Regions from separate parts of the Homo sapiens genome. Here region 1 is linked to region 2. Evidence: read pairs that join two places in POLR2A ChIA-PET (ENCODE). Cell type or tissue: HepG2. All regions are shown on one strand.

The links. ChIA-PET counts read pairs that join two places held together with the same protein. Peaks named below come from ENCODE experiments on the same cell type or tissue, not always from the same donor. Only the 100,000 strongest peaks of a DNase experiment are listed, where the experiment ranks them.
Region 1: POLR2A ChIA-PET joins it to region 2 with 5 read pairs; 9 of 35 experiments call an interaction of 5 or more read pairs at or near these places.

The regions. Positions count from the first base shown.
Region 1 is chr12:51,975,225-51,979,224 of GRCh38, reverse strand. ACVR1B (activin A receptor type 1B) reads right to left here. Exons shown (of 9, transcript NM_004302.5): 2 at 3,721-3,960; 3 at 2,650-2,898. Among named protein-coding and RNA genes, the nearest start is that of ACVR1B, 26 kb to the right of the region's middle. In HepG2, no CTCF peak of the experiment used is centred here; a DNase peak (open chromatin) is centred at 2,194.
Region 2 is chr12:52,031,550-52,035,549 of GRCh38, reverse strand. It overlaps LOC124902934 (a long non-coding RNA gene), which reads right to left. Exons shown (of 2, transcript XR_007063311.1): 2 at 2,077-2,782. It also overlaps a transcript of NR4A1 not described here. Among named protein-coding and RNA genes, the nearest start is that of NR4A1, 18 kb to the left of the region's middle. RefSeq lists a silencer at 2,224-2,553. In HepG2, no CTCF peak of the experiment used is centred here; a DNase peak (open chromatin) is centred at 2,489; H3K4me3 peaks cover 760 bases; H3K27me3 peaks cover 1,953 bases.

The DNA.
Region 1 (4,000 bases), 56 kb after region 2:
CAAAGTGCTGGGATTACAGGTGTGAGCCACCGTGCCTGGCCTTTTTTTTTTTTTTTTTTTTGAGACGGAGCTTTGCTCTTGCTGCCCAGGCTGGAGTGCAATGGCATGATCTGGGCTCACTGCAACCTCTGCCTCCCGGGTTCAAGCAATTCTCCTGCCTCAGCTTCCCAAGTAGCTGGAATTATAGGCGTGTGCCACTACACCCGGCTAATTTTTTGTATTTAGTAGAGACGAGGTTTCACCATGTTAGTCAGGCTGGTCTCAAACTTTTGACCTCATGTGATCTGCCCGGCCTCAAGACTCCTTTAAATGTGCCCTCCTCTGTGAGACTCTTCCCAACAATTCCTGTCTCTCTGATCCAATCCTGGGTCAGCCTTTTTTTTTTTTTTTTTTTTGAGACGGAGTCTCGCTCTGTTGCCCAGGCTGGAGTGCAGTGGCGTGATCTCGGCTCACTGCAAGCTCCGCCTCCCAGGTTCACACCATTCTCCTGCCTCAGCCTCTTGAGTACCTGGGACTACAGGCGCCGCCACCACGCCCGGCTAATTTTTTGTATTTTTAGTAGAGACAGGGTTTCACCATGTTAGCCAGGATGGTCTGGATCTCCTCTGACCTCATGATCCACCCACCTCAGCCTCCCAAAGTGCTGGGATTACAGGCGTGAGCCACCGCGCCTGGCCGGGTCAGGCTCTTTCTAATCTGTTTAAAACCATATCACCCAGAAGGTATTCAGTATATACTTATTTAAATGAATTGAAAGTCATATGAGCAGCATGGACTTACTACTTTAAAAACCACATTATTAGAAACCTAACACCTTGGAAGCTCTGCATATTCTGAATGAAGAATATACTAAACCACTCAGAGGGAAATAGTTATTAACCATTTTACCACAGACGACTAAACAACTACCATGGCCCTTCCCTTGTTTCAGCTGGTCTGGGTCTTAAAAAGACTTTGGAAAACCCAATCTACCCTCCTCTAGCAGCAAATCAATTCCCACAGTCAGCCAGGAGGTTCTAACCACTGCCCTACCTCTTTCAACAAGGAACAAGCCCTAGATTTTTGCTGTTTCTAAAAATATGCAGCTTTTAAATATATCCATCATTTTGGTGCTCTCTACTGCAGAGCTTAATAAAAGCAAAGCCACTGAAATTCAGGAGATGTCACAGCTCAAAGTACTCCCGTGTCAAGCAGAATGTCTGGGCATGACTGATGGCATAATTTCCCCACAGAACAACAGTCTTGTCCCACGTCAAGGAAACATACATAAAAACACGCAAAGTTCTCACAAATAAGATCCTCTGCGTTTTAGCTAGAATGGCAACAGTGATCTTTGTGGATGTTTTTTTTCTTTTTTAAGAATGGACTTGAAGCCAAGAATTTGAGACCAGCCTGGGCAACAAAGTGAAACCTTCCACAAAAAAAAAAAAAAAAAAAAAAATTGCCAGGCTTGGTGGCACATGCCTGACATCTCAGCTACTCAGGAGACTAAGGTGGAGGATCTCTTGAGCCCAGGAGGTTAAGGCTGCAGTCAGCTGTGATTGCACAATGGCACTGCAGCCTGGGCAACAACAGAGCGAGACCATATCTTAAAACAAAAAAAAAAAAAAAAAAAAAGGAATGCAATACCATTGTCACAAAAATAATGGTTTATCTTCATTAAAAAAATTCTTTACGAGGCAGGCGGATCACTTGAGGTCAAGAACACAAGACCAGCCTGACTGATGTGGCGAAACCTTGTCTCTACTAAAAATACAAAAATTAGTCGCTGTGGTGGCGCATTCCTGTAATCCCAGCTACTCAGGAGGCTGAGGCAGGAGAATCACTTGAACCAGGCAGGTGGAGGTTTCAGAGAGCGGAAATTGCGCCACTGCACTCCTGCCTGGGAAACAGAGCAAGACTCTGTTTCTAAATAAATAAATACATAAATAAGTAAGTAAAAAAATTCTTTTGCATTCATGTTCACATTTAATAGCTAGCTGAGCTATACCCTGAGACCTAAACAACCCCGAGCTCCTTTATCTTAAATTCTCGTCTTATGCCAAGGTCCAGTGTTTGGTTCATTTCCCTCATCTGAGAAAGACTTGGTCAACAAAAGGCAGTACAGGAAATAGTGCTGATGCTATGCTGGAGGCCCACACTGCCTTTATTTTCACCCCCACCAAAAACCCTTGGGCAACTGGTACAAGTCAATGATTCACCAAATCCCAACTCTAAGCTTTACTGGATGTCCTTAAACTCCCCTTGTGGTTGCTCAGAGATCAATGATTAGCTGTCACCACCTCACAGGAATCTGGCACACTCCTGTTTCTCAAAAGGGGCCCTGAAATTGAGCACTCCACTGCTCAGGTGGGACCAGCTGAATTTTAATAGATGTACGTACAGTTGCAAAGCTTAGAGAGGCAGGACTTCTGTAGTGGATAATTGTGTACTAGACCTTGGGAATCCCACGGAATGAGAGATTTTCTGTGAACCCATTATCTTATCTTATTACACGTCAGACTCCAAAAGAAGGGGAACTAGGAAACCAAATGACTCAATGCTGGTAGAAACAAATGCAGGGCCTCCAGCCTTCTCTACAAGCACTCTATCCTGCTGGGAAACTGATGAAAGCCAACCACAGACATGATGCCCTGAAGAACTTGGTACCTGAGCCAGACCCTGAGGTGGAGAGATCGTAGACAAGATCCTGGAGCGTCTTGTCTTTGGAGAGACACATCTCACATGAGGGATCTTCCATGTCCAGTCTCTGGCGGTTGTGATAGACACGCTGATGATAGTTAATGACAAGGAAAACAATGATGATGATGAGGAACAGGAGGAACACCGGGCCGGCGATGATGCCTACCAGCTCCACCGGGCCCCACATGGACGGGTGCTCAGGCTCCTTGAGGTGACCTGAGTCAAGTGAGAGAGGAGAGGGAAAGAATGAGAAGTAAAAACAAGGGAAAGAGTAAAAACACCCCCCTCAAAGTGAAGAGTGAAAAAGACCCCTTTCCCTGTCGATGTGTTCAGGCTCCCTTGATCTCTCTAATCTTCTGGGCTAGTCTTGCTGCCTAGATGCTCTCAAATGCCCAACTTCTTTAGTTAAGGCACCTCTTTCCACAGTCAAACCCACAACCCACTTTGTCACCTCACGCATTTCGTGGTACTATCCCCGCCTCAGGCCCCTACACAGATGCCTGTTTCTGCCCTTTAACTTCCCACAGCTCCTCTAAGCTCTGCTTTAGTTTCTCTCCTTTTCCTGTGGGCTCCACAGTAATGCCTCCTGAATGGTAGGCTTGCAAAAGGATGGTATGTGGTGTTTCTCGGCTTTGGTCACTGGCCTTTTCCTATTCTGGTCCCTCCTCACATCTAACCATCATCCTCCCTTGAGGAGTCACCTTTGCTCGGCTCTGGGGCCATCTCTTTCTGGATCAGTCCCACATCCTCCCGTGGGAATCCCTGCCTGGTTCTTCCACTCCTCACCGCTGCCTATGGCTGCTAAGCCACTACTCTAAACACTGCGGGCACCTCTGGGACTAACTTGAAAATCTGCTTCCTCACCCTCTAATCTACAAAAGCAACTGCTGAGAAACCCCAGCCTTTGTCACCTTCGGGAACATCCAAAAGGCATCTTTATCGTCAAACCAAGTGAGTGGGCAAGAGTAGAAAAAAATGAAATGACGGGGTACCCTATCTCCAAGCTGAGCCACTAGCCCAACAAGGGCATGCACTCACCACTGGGCACCCTCAAGTCGATCCTGTTGCAGTAGTCAGTGTAGCAGCAGTGGGTGTTGCGCAGGTCCTCCGAGCTCAGGCAGTAGAAGGGCTTCCCGGCAGGGACCAGCTCCACTTTGGGGATGCAGGTGCGCACATGGTGCTCCATCCCATCCAGATTGAAAATGGAAACCATGCAGGCCCCATCTGTCTCACACGTGTAGTTGGCCTGGAGGCAGCTGGTGCACGCACACAGCAGAGCTGCAGGAAATTGGGGAGCAGACATTGACATCAATGGTGA
Region 2 (4,000 bases):
CCTACCCCAGCAGCTTCTTTCACATGGGCTTCTTAGAGGAGCAGCTACCCCACCCCCTCTTTTCCTTTCTTTTTCCAGAAGTCTAACTTTTGAAATACATTTTAAAATATTTGCCTGTGTGGGAGAAATACATTTATTTAGACAGGAAGGGAAAAAAAGGGCTCAGTTACCAGTTTTTCCATGAAGGCTTCCAGCCCACAGAGGTCTCTCCTTTCCATAAATACTTTTAGCATAACTTGTCTTTATTATATATTCTCCTATTTATAATCAAATAAAACATATTCTAAAATGTGGAATGCCAGAACACGCACGCTTTGGGTGGCATGTGGAGGCGGCGTGAGATGGTGGAAGAAGCAGTCTCTAGAGGTCTGGGATGGACACTGGTTGTCGGAGGACTGAACAGATGTGGAGGTACCTTGTACACAGCAGGCACTCAGAGTTAGTTCTCCTCCCTGCTCTGCCCTAGGAGTCTCATTTCCCTAACCCACAAGAGGCTCTACCTCTTACCAGCTGCATGACTCCAGGGAAGTTACTTGCCCTCTCTGGGCTTCAGTTTCCTCACCTCAAACACAAAGATGATAAGAAACCTATCTCACAGGGTTGCCATGAGAGTGCCTCTTTGAGAGCAGACATAAAGCATGAAGCGGAGTCTGGCACATCATGGCAGATCTGCCATTTCCATACAGGAGGACTTGGAGGACTTGGGACCTTGTCTTGAAGCTGTACATCCAAGGTGCTTACCCTAGCTTTGCCCAGCCAGTATGTTTATTGGGAATACTGGGGGCCGTGGGGGCTGCACAGATAGGAGCAATGTCGCTTCTTAGTCATTACAAATGTCCAGTAAACGTCTGCCCTGTTGTTGTCTCCCTGATCCAGGTCACTCAGCTAGTGAGTTGCCCAGCCAGAACCATAGCCCTGGTCTTCTGTCTCCATAGCCCTGGTCTTCTGACTCCCAGGCCAGTGCTCTTTCTACCCAGCCTCTTGTTCCTTCATATCTAATTCCTCTCCTTTCTACAGGCACTGCTTCACAGCCCCTATTGCAGATAGGAAAGGTGAGGAGAGAAAAGGTGAACAACGTGCATGGCCCAGGGAGTCGGAGCAGAGGGGAGACAGGCCACCATGGCCAGTGACGCCCCACATTGTGGGAGGTTCCTAGAGGACAAGCTCCTACACAGAAAGCTGGCTCCTAGTCTGATGGGGAGGCAGGACACAAGAATAGGTATGGAAACATTGCCAGGACATCCAAGAAGTGGCCTCCAAGAAGCCTTGAGCTGGCATTGGGGTAGAATCTAGAGGACTAGTCTCAAGAGGCCTCCCTGGAGGAAGAGAATGTAGGGCCCAGTGTGAAAGAAGAGACAGGACCAGGCAGGGTATAGAGAAAAGGCACTCCATGGAGGAGAGAGGCTGCCCCCAAACCTTAGGTATGCGGCAGGGCAGGGCTGAGATCCTGAGGGTGGGAAGTAGTGGGCCAAGGTAAGCCACAGGACCCAGGACCATAAGCCAGACTCTCAGTGGCCCTCCCCAGGTGCCCTTCCATCTCACAGCATCTGAAACTCCACCCCACCTAGGAGACACCCTTCCACTCCACCTCCATCCTGGCCCTCGGGGGCGGGGGTAAAAGGATGTCAAGGGGGTTCCCTAGGGCATTTGGGCAGAGAAGGGGCTCCCCTGCTCAGGCCCTGGCCCTGAATAAGGAGAGGGGCTGTGGAAGGGATTCCCTTCATGGTTTCCTTCCTCTTCTTGAGGATCAAGAACTACCTGGCCGGGGTCCCCCGACCTCTCCCCAGGCTTAAGAGCAATTTAAGGGCCGAAAAAATAGAGACACAAAGACGGGTCTTCCTGGGGCTGTCTCAGGGCTCAGGGGCTGTCCAGAGACACCGCCCAGATGGGGTTACACTCTCCAGATTGCATAAGGATGAGGAGACCCCACTTGGTGTTTTCGAAGCACTTCCACGTTTGCTCTACTTAGTTGCCATGGAAGGCGTCAGGGCCCCAAGAGAAAGTGGCCAAGGTCTCCAGACCGGAAATGGCAGAGCTGGAATTAATGCGAGATTTCCCCTAAATCCAGGCCAGGGCTCTTAAAAATCCTCTGCAATTTTATTTGTTAAATTACAAAATCAAACATGCTCGTGGTAAACAAATGTGAGCGTTTCAGGCCTGCGTGATTTACGAAGTGAGAGGCCCGTAATCGCACTCCCAGAGGAGCGAGGATTTGGTCATCCTCCGACGACGGCTTCCAGATTTTTCTCCGCGTCGCCAGAGATGGGATCTGGCCCGGCGGGTCCTCCCTGAGGGGCCCGCGACCGGAACGCCGGGCCGGAAGGAACAGGGCCGAGCCCCAGCTGCGCTCCCGGGGGCGGCCGGGCTGGGCGGGGTGGGGCCGGGGAAGCCGCTACGTCACTAGCCAGTCCGGAGGGAGCCGCAGCAGGTCCAGCCAGGATTCCATTACCTCACCCGGCGGCGCAGAGCTGCGGCTCGGTCAACACCCCTGCACACCATTGGCTACGGTGCCGCCCCTCCGACCAATAGCACGGGCGCATGCAAATGAACCATTGAGCCGAAGCTTCCTTCGGGTCTGCTGCAGGCGAATAGACGTCATTGGGAGGATGGGGGAAATGAGTTAAGAGGGGTCCCGAAATCTGTAGAGTGCTGGTTTGGGGGCTCGCCATCCCAAATCTGTTCCAGCCTGTCCTGAGGAAAATGGAGTGTAATTAAGGGTGAGCACCCTTAATTCTTGAGCTGTCTTTCCAGATACACCTCGCTGCTTGGAGATTCAGTGAACCTAAGAAAAGGTGCAAAAACTATTTAGGTCAACTTGGAGAGCAGGGGAAGGAAGAAATAAGAAATAAAGAGGTACCGAAAGCTGGAACATACTTCGGAGAAACACCTAGGCCAGCCCTCTCACTGGAAACACAGCACAGCACAGAACAAAACAGACACAGCTCCTGTCCCCGGGCTGACAGCCAAGTAGGAGAGATGAATGTTCAACAATCTTGCACATAAGCAGTAAGTGCCATGGTGTTAGCCAGCGTTCTCCAGAGAAACAGAACCAATAGGATGGATATACAGAGATATAGAAAAAGATTTATTATGAGGCATTAGCTCCCATGATTATGGACGCTGAGAAGTACCCAGGATCTGCCCTCCGCAAGCTGGAGTAGTTCCAGTCCGCGTCTGAAGGTGCAAGAATCAGAGCATGGATGTCTGAAGCAGGGAAAATATGGTGTCCCACCTCAAAGAAGAGCAAATTTGCCCTTCCTCTGCCTTTTTATTCTATTCAGGTCCTTAACAGATTAAATTATGCCTGCCCATAGCGGTGAGGGCGGTCTTCTTTACTCAGTCTACTGATTCAAATACTAATCTCTTCCAGAAACAGCCTCACAAATACACCTAGAAATAACATTTTACCAGCTATTTGAGCATCCCTTAGCCCAGTCAAGTTGACACTTAAAATTAACCATCACGGTGGCTCAAGCCTGTAATCCCAGCACTTTGGGAGGCCGAGGCGGGCGGATCACTTGAGGCCGGGAGTTCCAGACCTGCCTGACCAACATGGTGAAACCCCGTCTCTACTAAAAATACAAAATTAGCTGGGCGTGGTGGCGGGCACCTGTAATCCCAGCTACTCCGGAGGCTGAGGTAGGAGAATTGCTTGAACCCAGGAGACGGAAATTGCAGTGAGCCGAAGGTTGCAGTGAGCTGAGATTGCGTCACTGCGCTCCAGCCTGGGCAACAGAGCGAGACTCCGTCTCAAAAAAAAAAAAAAAAAAATTAACCATCACAACCATAAAGAGAAAATGAAATGGAGGATGTCAGTGAGATATTTAACAGGCAGCTGTAATTTTCGCAAGGGATGGATAAGAGAAAGCTTCTCCAAGGAAGTAGCTTTTTTATTTGTTTGTTTGTTTGTTTTGAGACGGAGTCTCACTCTGTCACCCAGGCTGGAGTGCAGTAGCATGATCTCGGCTCACTGCAACCTCTGCCTCCCAGGTTCAAGCCA